2 separate regions of the Homo sapiens genome follow, and region 1 is linked to region 2. Evidence: chromatin loops called from intact Hi-C (ENCODE). Cell type or tissue: upper lobe of right lung. All regions are shown on one strand. Links, peaks and the distances in the headings refer to the core of each region. The heading gives the core; the rest is flanking DNA.

The links. A loop is a pair of places that touch in the nucleus more often than their neighbours do. Peaks named below come from ENCODE experiments on the same cell type or tissue, not always from the same donor. Only the 100,000 strongest peaks of a DNase experiment are listed, where the experiment ranks them.
Region 1: it touches region 2 in a loop (6-fold over the local background); 2 of 110 quality-filtered maps call a loop at or near these places.

Annotation. Positions count from the first base shown.
Region 1 is chr2:65,560,498-65,568,825 of GRCh38, reverse strand. No RefSeq gene overlaps it. Among named protein-coding and RNA genes, the nearest start is that of LINC03050, 38 kb to the left of the region's middle. In upper lobe of right lung, for the core only: no CTCF peak of the experiment used is centred there; no DNase peak of the experiment used is centred there.
Region 2 is chr2:64,606,040-64,614,367 of GRCh38, reverse strand. It overlaps LINC02579 (long intergenic non-protein coding RNA 2579), which reads right to left and starts at 7,056. Exons shown (of 4, transcript NR_034023.1): 1 at 6,948-7,056; 2 at 1,283-1,602; 3 at 1,078-1,190. It overlaps LOC105374773 (a long non-coding RNA gene), which reads left to right and starts at 7,129. Exons shown (of 7, transcript XR_007086343.1): 1 at 7,129-7,340; 2 at 8,127-8,231. RefSeq lists a silencer at 4,631-5,310 and enhancers at 5,820-6,319, 6,320-6,821, 7,539-7,588, 7,104-8,303. In upper lobe of right lung, for the core only: no CTCF peak of the experiment used is centred there; DNase peaks (open chromatin) are centred at 4,917, 6,438 and 7,157; H3K4me3 peaks cover 1,551 bases; H3K27ac peaks cover 1,023 bases.

The DNA.
Region 1 (8,328 bases), core at 319-8,318, 950 kb before region 2:
TTTGCAGCACATGGGTGGAGCTGCAGGCCATTATCCTAAGCAAATTAACACAGGAACAGAAAACCAAATGCCACATGTTCTCACATACAAGTGGGAGCTAAACATCAAGTACACATGGACTCAAAGAAAGGAGCAATAAGGCCAGGCACAGTGGCTCATGCCTGTAATCCCAGCACTTTGGGAGGCCGAGGCAGGCAGATCACCTGAGGTCGGAAGTTCGAGACCAGCCTGACCAACATGGAGAAACCCCATCTCCACTAAAAATACAAAATTGGCCAGGCGTGGTGGCACATGCCTGTAATCCCAGCTACTCGGGAGGCTGAGGCAGGAGAATCACTTGAACCCGGGAGGCAGAGGTTGTGGTGAGCCAAGATCGCACCATTGCACTCTTCAGCCTGGGAAACGAGTGAAACTCTGTCTCAAAAAAAAAAAAAAGGGAGCAATAGACACAGGGGCCTATTTGAGGGTGGAGGGTGGAAGGATGGTGAGGATTGAAGAACTACCTATCAAGTACTATACTGATTACCTGGGTGACAAAATTATCTGTGACCACGTAACTTACCCATGTAACAAACCCATGCATGTAACCCTTGAGTCTAAAATAAAAGCTGGAAAAAAAGAGAGAGAGAAAAGGCCTATAATAATTTTATGTACTTATGTATTTTTTAAGATAAAAGTTACACAGGTACGCAATCAAAATTTTAAGCCATAGTGGAGGCTATAAATGAAAAGGAAAACCTTTCTTATCTCCATTCCCACTCCCAACCCCCAAACTCTTCATTCTAAGACAAAACATATTGCACTAGGACTATCCCAGAGTTCTGTAGAATATTGGATGACTCCATAGGAGTTATCCCCATATCCTAGGAACATGTCACCATGTGAGAGCTGTGGGCTGAAGAATCGTGACCTGGGGGTTGCCGAAAGTCCCCACCTACAACCAAAAGAAAGAAAAAAATGCCCATCAGGGTGTCTGCAAATCCCACCCCCAAAGCCACTCTTTAAGAGCCTTCTGGAGTCTCCCTCTCTCTTTGAGATGGAGTCTCCTCTGTCGCCCAGGCTGGAGTGCAGTGGGGCGACCTTGGCTCACTGCAAGCTCCACCTCCCGGGTTCACACCATTCTCCTGCCTCAGCTTCCCGAGTAGCTGGGACTACAGGCACCCGCCACCACTCCCGGCTAATTTTTTTTTTTTGTATTTTTACTAGAGATGGGGTTTCACTGTGTTAGCCAGGATGGTCTCGATCTCCTGACCTCGTGATCCGCCCACCTCGGCCTTCCAAAGTGCTGGGATTACAGGCGTGAGCCACCGCGCCCGGCCGAGGCTCCCTCTCTCTGTAGGGTTAAGTTATGATGTTGCCTGGGAAGCATGACTCACAGTCAACAGGCTATCACACATTCGTGCTCGTGGAACCCCACCTACAAGGAGCCTCTAGAACTGCGCTCTCTAATAGCCACTAGACACATATGGCTATTCAAATCTAAATTAGTTAACATTTAAAATTCAGCTAAACCATGAAGTCTAGCACCCCCTTTCCTGCACCCCCCTCACTATTCCTGGGCAACCACCGACCCTATGTACATGGGGTTGACCCCAGCTGTCCAGAGGCACAGATGGAAAGAAACTGGAAGGTACCACAGTGCCTAGCTAGAGTCAACTCAGCCCCCAGGACTCTCCTTTAAAATCTTTCTGCCGCGTCTCAACTGGCATTTTTGTTGAAGATGAACCACTTAGGACCTCACCAGGAGTCCAGAGTGGTGTGAGTACAACCAAGCAAGCCGAGCGAGAAAGGAGCCCCTGTGAGGAAGAGCTCCCACCCACCAATCCCAAACCCACTTCTCTTCCATGTCTTGATCCATATACGGCTTTCAGGACCCTGTGCCAAGACCCCGACAAGCTCAGGATCTTCTTCCGAAGTCAGAGCTAAGACAGTCTCAGCCCCAAACCACAGCCGGAATCACATGTCCAGACCAGCACTGAACACGCCCATCTGCCAGCGGAACAAAAGAACACCTTCCCCGGGGTGCCCAAATCCATCTGAGCAAGCAGCCCGCAGGGATTCCAGCTTTATCAGAAAAGTCATGCTGAGCCCTTTGGTAAGGATTTGCTGAGAAGAGAGGGCACCGCACCCCAAAAACAAACCAAAACAGCCCCAGGACACCCTGAGAAAAAGAGAAATTTCCCAGAGCTTCTCCTGGCAGGACTGTATCTAAATTGCCACCCAAAAAAATCCCAGAGTAACAGTAATTCCCCCACTGGTTCAAAAACACCAACAACACAGCAAGCTAACTTGAACTTCAAGCTGCCACATGCTATAATGAGTGTGTGGCTAAATACCTTTCACGAAATCTAAAATATAAGCCACACAATATCTCCTCTCAGCAACTCAAGCACACACATGCACACACTCAACTGAGTGTTTTCATGGCAAATGAAATATACCCTGTGAAAAGTTCCTCTGAAAATTTTCTTCTGAATTTTCATACCAGCCAAGTGAGTTTCACAGAAGCCGAGAAATACAGAAGCAAGTTTTTGCCCTTTTTTGCCCTTCTTTCCCACTCTTTTCCTCCTTCATGCCCTGTCTACTGCCCTCCCACTCCAGCCAAGTGAGCTCTGCCAGAGACAGCAGCGTGGGCATCTTTACAGCGCAGACTTCACTAGCCGCACAAGCCTGTGGCCACCTGGACCAGTGAGGAAAGAGACTGAGTTTAATCACGCTGACCAGCATCCCAGGGGCCTCCCCTCAGGGTGCGTGGAAGGAAGGAGCGGTTCCAGCAGTTCAACCAGATCTGAGAGCAGGCCTTGGTCGCCTCCCTAGCAAGGCGGCAGATTGTGAGTCTGGGTCCCCAGAGATGAGGTCTGCCCTCGGCTACCGTCCAGGGGGAGGGAGAAAGCCTGGCAAGGTTCAGGCCCTTCTATGCCAGTGAAGCACACAGTGGACCAAGTGCAGTGCCTGTGGACAGCAGCTCCAGCCTGGCGCAGGCCCAGCCCAGAAAGCTGCACCCTAGCCATAAACTTCTTTAGTGATTTCTGGGCTTCAGAACCCTTCATTATAAAGCAAACAGCCAAGAAAGGGAAAATCTTCGGGTTTATCAGTTACCAACATCCAGTTGCCATGAGGAAGTAGGAAACAGGCTACATGAGGACCAGCAGGAACTCAAAGCAAAGGCCAAGAAAATGGAGAGGACGGGCCAGGCACCGGTGGCTCACACCTGTAACTCCAGCACTTTGGGAGGCCAAGGCAGTGGATCACTTAAGCCCAAGAGCGGCCTCAAGACCAGCCTGGGCAACAGGGTGAAATCCTGTCTCTACTGAAAAAAAGAAAGAAAAAAAAATAATAAGCTGGGCATGGTACTGTTCACCTGTAGTCCCAGCTACTGGGGAGGCTGAGGTGGGAAGATCACCTGAACCCAGGAAGTCGAGGCTGCAGTGAGCCATGATCGTGGCACTGCACTCCAGCCTGGGGAACCAGAGTGAGATCCTGCCTCAAAAGAAAAGGAAGAGGGTGGTGGAGCAGAGGTGTCATTTTGGCCAACTTCCAATCTAGTCCAAGTTCAGGGACCCCGTATCTGGTCCACACACTAGTTCCCAAGGGTTTAGCCAGAGCCCTGGCTCAGGTCACATGGGGAACAACAGCTTTCTGCTGGGCAACCAGGGGAAACAAGGCCCAAAAGCATCTGTCAATCCGTGAGTCTGTCTGTCTGTCTGTCGACAAGACGACAGCTCTTGGCTTGAGCAGCCCTTGCCAAGGAGGCTAGATACAGAGGCCCTCCAGCAAATGGGACTCACAGATGTGTTCAGTTTGTCTGATACAGTATTGGCCCATGCAGAGTTTCTAAAGTTTGAAATCATTGCCAGCATTTAAAGATCAAGAGAAGAATTCCACCTTAAAAAAAAAAAAATCCAGATCATTGCTTCTCTTGAGAAATCAGCTCTCTGGCTCCATTGTGTTTACTTTCTGGCCAGAGCCGAGTCATGGCTGTCCCTTTGCAGCTGGGCATGTGCCCTCCACAGTCCCCCACTCTCCCTCCACTGTCCTCCACTCTCCACTGTCTCCCAACGCTGGAGCCCCTTTTACAGGCTATTCATCGCAGCTGTGGCTATAGCCTTAATACGCACTCCCAGCCGGCTTCCCTTGTGTGTGATGCCTCTGGTCCCATAAGCAATGGGCTGGGGCCTTACCCTAATGCATCTGAGCAGAGGCTGTACCCTGGGGGCATAAAGAGGCCATGGCAGTCCCAGTGCCCCCCAGCTGGAGGGCACAGGCTACTGGGGAGTTCAGGGGAGTGTATAGGAGAGCATTTTGCCTGAGGACCCTATGTTCTGCCGCCCAGAAAGAGGAGGCTGCAGGTTGGTCTGTCAACACCAATACTGGCCTTGGTGGAGGCTGGCAGGCCTGTATCCTCACCAATCTGGTCAGGAAGAGCACATGCAAACCCAAGGGAGGCTGCCATGGCCAGCTCTGCTGCAGGTGCTGCCCAGAGAACCTCCAGACACACGCTCAGTGCGCCGAGGTTGCAGGAGAAGCAGCACCCCAGAGAAGCAGGGCCTGATGTTGATGACACTGATGGCCAGGCTCAGTGGTATTGGGATCCCAGGGACAGCAGAGGGGTCTCCCTTATGGGACGGGGTGTTCTCATCCTGAAGCCCCCCACTTTCTCAGTCAGGGTCTCTGAAAAGAAGTGAATGGAACCATCAGAGGGTGTAACTGGGGAGCGGGTAATGGGGACTGGTTACCCAGGTATTTAAACTGCTCTTAGAGACCAGTTAAACCCATGAATGTAGCTCTTACTGTGTCCTCCGGTTTGGAGTGCTATTTGTAACTTGTGAGTGTCAGGACATTAGGCATCATTCCTTTAGGTGTCATCAGGTCTTAGAGCAGGATGGGCCTTCAGCAATCATCTGATGGGCGTCTCTTCCATCAACAGAGAAATGAAGCCCAAGAGGTCAAAAAACGCATATAAGGGGCCAGAGCTAGTGACCAGCAGAACCAGAAGTAGAACCCAGGAGCCCTGACTTCCGACTCAGCCCTTCCCACTGCCCCACACTGCTGCCATCACCTGGAAAGGAAATGGAGCAATGTTGTAGGCAACTAAATTCTTACTTGATTGAGCCCAGATTTCTATTTTTGTTTCTTTTTTTTTTTTTTTTTTCCTCACTCTGTCGCCCAGGCTGGTGTACAGTGGCGTGATCTCGGCTCACTGCAACCTCTGCCTCCCGGGTTCAAGTGATTCTTCTGCCTCAGCCTCCCTAGCAGCTGGGACTACAGGCACCCGCCACCATGCTGGCTAATTTTTTGTATTTTTAGTAGAGACGGGGTTTCACCATGTTAGCCAGAATGGTCTTGATCTCCTGACCTCGTGATCCGCCTGCCTCGGCCTCCCAAAGTGCTGGGATTACAGGTGTGAGCCACCATGCCAAGCCCAGACGACATAATTCTTACAGAATACCCTTTCCAGTAGCTTTCGGGAAATGACCCAGCTATAACACCACCTTAGGTGTGAGCAAGGTGCCAGCTTGAACTACCTGTTCCCATCTAGTTACTCAATCTGGGAAGGGCAGTCACAATATCCATGCCTGGGTCACTGCTGCAGAGTGAGCTGGGTGGCTCCCAAAGATAGGTGTCAGAGGTGGAAGTCATACTCATGACTGCCTGCTCCTTTTTGAACTTACTCCCCAGCCACCAGGCAAATGCGCAGGAGCTCTGCAGAGCATCCCAGTCTGGCCTATTGCCCACACCTTGCCCAGGCATTGGCTGCCACCTTGGCCCAGTTACACCAGCGGGAAGAGAGCTGTGTGGGGACCACAGAAGGTCACCACAGTAACCCAGATAATCCACTCATGCTGCAAAAATAGAAAGCAGCCTCCAGGCCGGAGGCATTCTAGGGTGGAGGGAGCCCTTTGAATTTTTTAGTGAACTTGGGTAAAAGCTCCTGGGTAGTCACTCTGCAAGGATTTTAAGGATTATCTAGAATGTTCAATAAATGTTTGTTGATTGATGCTTTTAATGTTCTTTGATCTTTTAAGTGGAAACTGTCATTTCAAGGGAAGTCCTTTTGTTTTCAGTTTCTTGGGATTACTGTGCAGGGACTAGTGATTGACAAATTCTTACACATTTTCCTCTAATTTCAAAAGTGTTTGCTCTTCACATTATATGTGATATGGTTTGGATTTGTGCCCCCACCCAAATCTCATGTCAAATTATGATCTCCAGTGTTGGAGGTGAGGTCTGGTGGGAGGTGATTGGATCACGGAGGCAGACTTCCCCCTTGCTGTTCTCATGATAGTGAGTGAGTTCTCATGAGATCTGGTTGTTTAAAAGTGTGTGGTACCTTACTCCTCTCTCTCTTCCTTCTGCTCCAGCCATGTAAGACGTACCTGCTTTCCCTTCACCTTCCACCATGATTGTAAGTTTCCTGAGGCCTCCCCAGCCATGCTTCCTGTACAGCCTGCAAAACCATGAGCCAATTAAACCTCTTTTATTTATAAATTACCCAGTCTCAGGTAGTTCTTTATAGCAGTGTGAGAATGGACTAATACAACGTGTGTGTGTGTATGTGTATGTGTATTCTCTTAAATTGCTCAGGCATATATGTCCTGAAAAGGCCGTATTTTCCACCATGGCTAAGCTGGCTGTGGCCCAGCCCTGGTGCTGGTGGGACCTCAGGCTCCTGCTCCCTGAGAAGGGAAGACCTAAGTAGGCAGGAGGAGCCAAGACAGCAGCTGCCTGAAAGCAGCGGCCGTTTTAAAGAGTCTTCAAGGTCCCAAATCCACAACAGGGAGGCAGAGAGGGAGGAGAGAGCAATAAAAAAGAAAGTAATCAAGTATGAAGATTATCCTCCATGGCTTTAATTCTATTTCCCCACTTCCAAAACAAACAGATGTACCAGTTTGCTTCTTAGGGCTAAGTGTGGTTAATACAACATTCCACAGCTCTCCACCCTCACCCCTGCCCTGTCAGGCCCACAGGTGGCGAAACCATACAATTTATTGTCATATATATAGAAAGTATATATACAATATATATGCAATATATACAATTCATTCTATATACACTATATATACACACACCATGTATATATACACACAATATATACACACACACACACTACATAGTATGAATTGTTACTATATATATATACATATACATTTAAAGCTTAAATGTCTCCTGGGCCTTGAGCAGGGGAGACTGATAGGTCTTCCCTTGCATTGATCTGAAATCCATTCCCCTGTTCCATAACATATATCCCCAGGAACTGAACATAACAAAGCACCAAGTTTTCTTTCTTCCACGGGATGAAACCTTGAGATAACTAAAAACTGCACTGACGCCTTCCCTGAGTTTCTGTTTTCTAACCCAAATGTCCCTGGTTCCATTGCTCATACGCCTCATCACCATCCAGTACAGTCGCAGCCATCTTTTCAAATGCGGTGCTTAAGGACTCAACACACTGCTCAATCCGTGAATACTGCAGTTCTATCAACTCCCATTTGCCAGATGCTATAGTTCTGTATATAAAACCTAAGATTCTACTAACAGTTTGGGTAGCCTCATGGCATTCTTTTTTCTTTTAATCCATTTTACCAACCCTACTCTCTAGTGTATGGAAGACGCTCAATAAATGATTCTGAGACGGAGTCTCACTCTGTCACCCAGGCTGGAGTGCATGATCTCTGCTCGCTGCAACCTCCCCACCCCCGGGGTTCAAGCAATTCTCCTGCCTCAGGCTGCCAAGTAGCTGGAATTACAGGTGCCTGCCACCACGCCTGGCTAATTTTTGTATTTTTAGTAAAGACGGGGTTTCACCATCTTGGCCAGGCTGGTCTTGAACTCCTGACCTTGTGATCCACCCACCTCTGCCTCCCACCACTCCTAGCCAATAAATGATTCTTCACTAAATGAATAGGTAGAATGAGTGTTTGGTACACACTGAGCTTTCTGTAGACTCACTTTTTTTCTTTTTTTGAGACGGAGTCTCAATCTGTCGCCAGGCTAGAGTGCAGTGGCGCAATCTCGGCTCATTGTAACCTCCACCTGGCCAGGTTCAAGCGATTCTCCTGCCTCAGCATCCTGCCTCAGCCAGGATGGTCCCGATCTCTTGACCTCGTGATCCGCCTGCCTCAGCCTCCCAAGGTGCTGGGATTACAGGCATGAGCCACCACGCCTGGCCTAGACTCACTTTTAAAATACGTGCATTTCAGAATAGATAGTGTTGATGTTGCACAACAATGTCATGTAATTAATGCCATTGAATTGTAGATTTAAAAATGGGAAATGGGGCCAGGTGTAATTCCAGCACTTTGGGAGGCCAAGGTGGGTGGATCATTT
Region 2 (8,328 bases), core at 310-8,309:
ACTGTGTGGCATCCTGTTTTATGGCAGCACCGTAATTCATTGAACTCATCTCCTAATGGTAGATATTTAGGAATTTCCAATTTTCTGTTCCTGCTAAGATGAACAGCTCTAGCTAAATCCCAGTGCATCCTTATAGAATCTTAATGTGAAACTGATGGGTGTAAAGGTGCATGTTGCCCAGCTGCCCTCAGGAGAGATTGTAGCTATTTATTCTCACAGTGTTTGAGACTCGCCACAGCCCCACCCCCAACACACACAAACATGTTGTTGTTATTCCTGGGAATATTCTTTCATTAGAAAAAAAAAGGGTTGACAACTTGATACGTGAAATGCTATCTCATTATTGTTTTATTTAGCATTTCTTTAATTATTAATTGGGGTCAACAGGTTTTCATGTGCCCATTAGCCATTTTTATTTTGTCTTTGTGAATTGCCCATTCATGTCTTTTGTTCATTTCTCTATTGGATATTCTTTCTAACACAGTTGTCTTATTTTAGGTGAGTAATTCTTAGCTCTGGCATATTAGAATCACCTGGAAGACTTTTTAAAACACACATATCACACACACAAGCACACATACACACACCCCACACACAAGGAAAGCAGGCAAGAAAGCATCCCATCTCAAGATAAATATTTGGTGGGGCCTGGGTATGAGTATTTTTTGAAGTGTTCTTGTGCTTCTAATTTGCAGCCGTGGTTGAAAACCACTGTTATACATCAGATTTCTCCCACTGTCTGGCTCCAAATGCTTTCACTGCAGAATCTATTCTCATTTCGTTGACACCCAGTTTTCTCTTGTGAAAAATGGGCAGCAGAACTGCAAAGCAACACAGCACCCCCTCCCAAATTCTGAAAATCCCATGGGGGAGACCGAAGTTTCGGGAAGGAGGGTGAGACAGACGTTGTGGTCAGGCTCTTTGCCAGGTGGATTGGAAAAAATTAAAAGAACTTTCTCAAGCAACGAGACTTGCCCTGTAGACAGTGTGCGCTCTCAGTGGAGGAGGAGAGAGCTGGGGTCTTATGGGACATTTGCTTTTCTATTGCACCCATCTTCAGATACATAGCAATCTTACCCTTCTGAGGACTTTGAGGCTGAAGATTAGCACTTTATCTGAAGCAGTTCATCTCCTTTCATGAGAGACTGGAGAAGTTTGGGCCCAAGGAACTGAGTCCTTCAGGAGAGAACCTGTCAAGGCATCAGAGGGATCACCTGGGGATACAGGGGCTCCTCCACCACCTCTAGCCCTCTTGAGGGATTTATGACATTCTCACACTTACTTGAATTCATTTCTATTAAAATGCACAGGAGCCGCTCCCCTTCCTCTTCACCTCTGTTCCACCTCAGGGCGTGGGGTCCCACCTGGGGGACAGGATGGAATGAAAGGGTCTTTCCAGTGTTCAGTCAGGAAGGTCCCTGGAAACCCCCAGGCTGGCTCAGTGCCCTTCCATGTTGGAGACTGCTGAGGCCTCGTGGAGGATGACAGCAAATTTGGGTCCTCCAGGTGCTGTTGCTCCTGAAGTTGAAAGAATATGGTCAACGGCCTGAATCCTAGTCCACTTGGTGTCAGGTGTGTGGTCCCGGGCCTCAGTTTCTGCATCTGTAAAATGGAGATAGTAATGTTGATATTCAAGGTTATAACAGGACTAAAAACAGAGCACATACAACACTGTAGATGCTTGATTAATGCCAAGGGTGATTTGTGGAGGTCCCTTCATGCCCTCACCCTCTCCAGTCAGGGCTAAGGGCTTTGAGTTTAGCTCCAGACTCTCCATCCTTTCTTTTTTCTTCTGAGATGGAGTTTCACTCTTGTTGCCCAGGCTAGAGTGCAATGGCGCGATCTCGGCTCACTGCAACCTCCTCCGCCTCCCGGGTTCAAGCAATTCTCCTGCCTCAGCCTCCCAAGTAGCTGGGATTACAGGCATGCTCACCATGACCGGCTAATTTTGTTAGAGGTGGGGTTTCACCATATTGATCAGGCTGGTCTCAAACTCCCGACCTCAGGTGATCCACCCGCCTTGGTTTCCCAAAGTGCTGGGATTACAGGCGTGAGCCACTGTGCCCGTTGACTCTCCATCCTTTCATCCCCAAGCCATCCTCCATTATTCTGTTGCTCAGGGGGCACAGGAGGCAACCCCCACCCAACTGGTCCCCCAGCCTCCAGGGCGGTGCAGCACCTATGCCAGAAGCTGTGCCCCTTGGCTGGCATCCTGTATCCTGTCTCCCACCCTTTCCCTGTGAACCCCAAGCAACCTCAACCAGTTCCTCGCTACCCTTGCACTTTCCTGCCCAGACTTGACTTTAGAAATTCTATTGTAAATGTAATTTTTATTGAGCACTTACTCTGTGCCAGGGACCATGTTTTGTATTCATTACCTTATTAATTGCTCACAAAAACCTTTCATTATCCCATTTTACAGACGGGAAAGCCAGACTAGTTAGTGAAACCTGCCCAAAGCTACAGGGCATCAGGGAGCAGAGCTGGGACTCTGACCCCACCCTGCTCTGCTGACCTCCTAGGTGCCAGCTCCCAGGGAACTTAGATTTCAGGGGATGTCTTCTGTCCTTCCCCTGAGCTCCCACTGCGTCCTGCCCCTCTCTCTCTTATACACTTGTCCCACCCTGCCCCACACTGCGATTTTCTGGCTACCTCTTATCTCCATTGACCATGATGAGTTCCTCCAAGGCAGAAAATACGTCTTTGTAGCTTATTCATCTTTGAGTCTGGCACAATGCTTAGAACATTGCAGGTTCTTAAATTATTTTTCTAATTCAAAAGTAACATGTGCTCATTATGGAAAACAGACAAAATAAAGCAGAAACCAAATATCACCTATGAACCCATCACCCAAAGAAAATCATTGTTAATATTTTGACAAACTCTCTTCCAGTCCTTTTTAAAAATATATGTTTCCTTAGGCAAATAATATGTATTTTGCATAAAGTAGGTATCATACAATACCATTTTCTATGCTGCTTTTTACCTCATATCATGAGCAATTCTCCATGTCATTAGAACTGTTTTGAAAATGGGATTTTTTGATGGCTGCAGATTGTTCTCTCATGTGACTGAGCTCTCTTCTTTAAACCCCTCCCACATTGTTAGGTTTTTCCGTTTGTTTGTTTGTTTGTTTTTGAGACAGAGTCTTTCTCCATTGCCCAGGCTGGAGTGCAGTGGCTAGATCTTGGCTCACTGCAACCTCCGCCTCCTGGGTTCAAGCGATTCTCCTGCCTCAGCCTCACAAGTAGCTGGGATTACAGGTGCCACGCCGGGCTAATTTTTTGTATTTTGGGTAGGGATGGGGTTTTGCCATGTTGGCCAGGCTGGTCTCGAACTCCTGACCTCAGGTGATCCACCCACCTCCTTCCAAAGTGCTGGGATTACAGTTGTGAGCCACTGTGCCCAGCCTATTGTTGGTCATTTAAGGCCTCTCTGATTATTCCCATAGAAGAAATTCCTGAAGTAGAATTGTTGGGATAAACAGGCTCTTGACAGCACAATTGGCCCTGAACAAACACCTGCTCTATCAAACCCTCTCCCATCCTCCCCAAGCAGACCAGCCAGAAAGCCCCATCTTCTGGGGCCCTCCTCTCATCCCTAACCCCCAGCCCCCAACCTCTTACAACCCATTCAAAGGCTTAGAAGCAGGTGAGAGGGTCACCTGGAAGATGGGACTTGAGAGACCTGGCCGGCCTATCCCAAATCTCCCCTCGCTCTGATCCGTACTCCACCATCAGAATCATCCCCTTGAGTCAAGGGCAGGGTGATTCAAAGGTTGTTGGCTGCAAAATGGACTTCTGGTGGGAGATATTGTGCAGTGAGCCAACATTCCTTAACACACCACGCTTAGCCCTCCCTGTCACTAGGTTAACAGCAGACACTTGGGTCTCAGGGGATGCGACACATTACAGAGTTATGAATGTGTTAAATTTTATTGTAAATATTATGTAAACATATTTTAAAATATTCTGGAAAAAAGACAAAAAGTTATGGTCACATCTTTTGAATTATTCCACATTTTTCTAGGTGGAATAAGAAGGGACGTAGTTCCTTCCTATGAAATGGGAATAATCTTTAGTGAAGGTTGGAAGTATCTTCAAATGTATCCCAAACCTTCTGGGATAGATTTTCACTCAGCCTATAAATGACGTCCATGAAGCAAGGGTCCACGTTCCTGGCAGAATGCTGGATATGTGAGCCACGCCAGGTGCTGTGAGCCCCTCAGAGACCATTGACAATAGAGGGTCAGAGTGCTTTTCCAGCTCCATTGCCAACAACTTGGGATGTAATCTAAACAGATGCTAAATGGATCAATCCTTTGAGGAAATTTGTGTCAGTTTCCAAGTCACTCCTGGTCATCATCCAGGAAAGACCATTTTTATTAAAGTACCCCAGGGCTGCCTGCAGGAACCATTTTCCCTGTCTCACCAGTCAATAATCAGCAGGACTCCCTGCTATTTCAGGGAACAAAGACAGGGTCGCTGTCCCCGAGAGGCTCAGTCCACCCTCCCGCTCTGTCCACCCTCCAGCGGGGTCTGGGCTCCAGAGCGGAGGTTCTCAAGCTTCCGCAGCGTCAAAACCGCTTGGAGGTCCACGACACCCAGTCTGCTGGTGCAGGGGTTCTCATCCAGAAGATCTTGGGTGGCTACAGGAGCCGCATATTTTTCTACCAAGGTCCCCGGGGATGCGGCTCTTGGCCCCAGGACTGGGCCCAGGAGGTCAGAGAGAGTGACCGTCAGGCGCGGCGCCGCGGGGAGACGGCCCGGGCTCAGATCCCAGGGTGGAGGCGGGGGCGAGCGCCCGGCAGAGGGGACGGGGGGCGCCGAGGGGACCTGGCGCGGCCGCCGGGCCTTGGGAGCGCGACGCGGAAGCCGCCGGAGGCCGGAAGCTGGGGCGCCCCCGAGCGGGCGGGCGGCGGACCTGCGGCTCCGGGCGGTTCGGCAGCGCAGCGCGGCGCGGCCGCCTGCAGGCTCCCAGGCTCGGGTCCAGCCGCCACGACCGGCTCGCGTGGCTCCGGGGGAGCGGCCGAGAGTGAAGCGCGGAGAGGGCGCCTCGGAGGCTGCCGGGGCGGCGGGGCGGTTGTCCTCTGTAGAGGGAGCGGAGCTTCCCCCTGCCCCCAAGAGCACCGGCAGCCCCGGCCCCCCGCATCCTGGCATCCCGGGCCCGGCGGCCAGAGCAGGCCCTGCGCCCCCTCGGCTTTCTGGTCCTCGTGCGTCCCCCGGGGCAGAGGCGCGAGGAGGGACGGCCGGCTGAGGCCTGTCACGCCTTCACTCCCGAGTGTCCAGGCGGACGGGGTCCCTGCCTCTCCAACCCCTCCTCTCCCTTGGCTTCCCCCAGGGCACAGAGCGCTCCTCCTTGTCCACAGGAGACACAAGGCTTCAAACGCACACCCCCACACCCCAATCCTCTCCAAACACACTCAGGGCGCTGGCCACTGGTTCTCCTTCCTCCTTCCTTCCTTCCTTCTTCTGTCTTTTTTTTTTTTTTTTTTTTTTTTTGACAGAGTCTTGCTCTGTCGCCCAGGCTGGAGTGCAGTGGCACGATCTCGGCTCACTGCAACCTCCGCCTCCTGGGTTCAAGCGATTCTCTTGCCTCAGTCTCCCGAGTAGCTGGGATTACAGGCATGCGCCACCACGCCCGGCTAATATTTTTGTATTTTTAGTAGAGACGGAGTTTCACCATGTTGGCCAGGCTGCTCTCAAACTCCTGACCTCAAGTGATCCGCCCGCCTTGGCCTCCCAAAGTGCTGAGATTACAGGCGTGAGCCACCTCGCCTGGCCCTTTTTTTCCTTTTTTTTAAGAAAGGAAGATCTCGCCCCTTGCCCAGGCTGGATTCGAACTCCGGGGCTTAAGCGATCCTTCCGCCTCAGCTTCTCCAGCAGCCAGGACTGCAGGTGCGCACCACCATGCCCGGCGTAGCCACCCGTGTTCTATCCCCAGCACAGCTCCTTAGATGGTGACTTTTAACAGCTCACTTCGCCTCCCTGTCCTCAGTTTCTCCTTCTGGAAAGGAACTGGATTGGATGGGGATGGTTTCTGAGGCTCCTTCCAGCTCAGTTGTCCACCTTAAAGGTGTAAGTGGCAGAGGGTGGAGCGGGTCTGGTTCAGGGAGGAGAGCTGGGAGTAAAGGCAGGCCAGGGGCTGCGAGGTGGGTGGAGGAAAGGAAGACAGGAGGGAGGAGAGCGGGGCATGGAGGATAGCTTTGCCAGCCTAGCCCACCAGTCCCGGCCTCTAAGAGCAGGCTGGCAGAGCCCCAAGAGCCTATACCACGGAAGGGCCCCATGGGAATCCCCTCACTCTCTGGGTGCCTGAGTTTGCAGATATCTGTTTGCCAAAGGATGAGGGAAGGAACAGGAAGGAACGTGCCGGCAGGACTGGAAAATCCAGCTGGGCAGGAGATAGCTGTGGCTGCACCTCGCACTGGAGGCTGAAGCTTTGCTTGGCTCTGCCCCTGTGTCACGTGTCAGGTGAGGCTGCTGGACCCCTGGAAGCCCCGCCAAGGGAAGTGACTACCACCAGGCCGCAAGCTCCTGTGCAGAAGTCTAGCAGCCTTTAGCTTTGGGGCCATACACATGTGCTTCCAAGACGGTAGGCAGATGACGTTCAATTTAAATCCACTTTCCTATACGTTTACTCAATGAGTTCAAAGATGCTTTTCATTTACAAGCTTGGCGGCAGCTTCCAACACATTAACCCAAAGGCCTTCATGTTCTCCCCAGCCAACCCCTTTGTCCCTCTGCAGAAAGGGAACCTCCTGCAAAATGTCCAGATGGTTCAGAGAAGTATATATGACAGGCTGGTTGCAAGTGGCAGGAACGCCCCTCTAAGTAGTTTAAAGACATATGTATGGGTGTGTGTGTGTGTGCACGCGTGTGCATGTATATAATTTATTTTTTGCTCAAATAATTTTGGTAAAGGTAATTAACTAAAGGTAAATAACTAACCTTTACCAAGAGCAGGGATGTGGCTGGGCCCAGAATGCAAGACTCTCCGATAGCAGCTCCCAAGCTTAACAAGTTAAAGACACACTGCAGCTTTTCTCCAAAATTCTAGTTAAAAGCTGAGGCCGTCACCAAACAATTGTTGCCAAGAGCTCAGGATGTTGTGGTTGGAGGGGCCTGCGCCAGAGGTCCACTTCTGAACCAATCAGCAGGGCCCGGGGGCTGGGCCATGTTCTGCTTACCTCACAGCTTCCACACCCACAGGGTTTTGGGAACCGGAGGCAGGCGGACAGCCCCAGGAGTCATAATGAGAAGAAATGCTACCTCGGTACAGTGGACGAACGTGCAAACCACACAGAAAGTTTGAAAAAGGTCTACTGGAGGCTCTGCTTTCTGGTAATGGCTCCAAAATACAAAGGGCCTCACACTCCGGCACTGACGAAGTCCATACGGCTCTTAGGCTGACACCCACCAGCCAGTCAATGGGAGAGCTGGGACCAGAGGGCTGACTTGACCTCTTCAGCAGGAGTGTCCAAGGCCTTTGTGGGCGGTGGTGCAGGTTGTGCGTGTGAATAATGAAGGCAATTCATTATTACTCAGAACACAACACCTTGGCGATCTTTAGAAACATGAGAAACAGAGCTTCCAAGGTACCTGCTCACACGCCTCTCTGGAGGTAATCGCTGTGCCGTGGCTCTTAATGAGCCACTCTCCACATGGCCTGAGGCCTGGCACCGTGGGAATTCCCTCTGTCCCTGAGTCATAGGCCTCTGCTACTGAACTGTAAATAGGGACCGGGTCAATGACAGCGGGACAGCTGGCCCAGGGAGCAGGGTTGGGGTGGGGACTGCTGGGAGGCTGCCCTGTTAATCTCTCTCTACCATACAAGGCACTCCTTGGGTGACCCCCGTGACTGTGATGCAGAACAGGGAAGGAGAGTGGGTGTTAACCTTGAGCCTAAGGCTCCTCCTCCACCTGTGGGACTGTAAGCCACCTCTCCTGGGCTGAGGGCTCTGGAAGGAGGCTTGGCTGCTCCTCAGCACTCGGGGAGCGGTTTTTCAGGCACACACACTTGAGCTCCATGACCTCCCAGATTCCCACCGCCCCTGCTTGACTCTTCCCCTGTCTCCCCTTCCTGAAATGACCCCCTCTGAATTCCTTTGACTGTTCTCTGGTTGTCAGTCTCACAGTGACAGGTGTGTAAAGCATGAGGTGACCTTGGGCAAGTTGTTCAACCTCAGTGTTATCACCTGTAGAACGGAGAAAACAAGACTACATACTTTGGAGGTAAGTGTAGGTTCCAATGAAATAACAGAGCTTGAGGGGTCCTATAGGCACATGGGCCTGGAGCCAGACCCCCTGGGTTCAGATCTGTCTTGCCGTG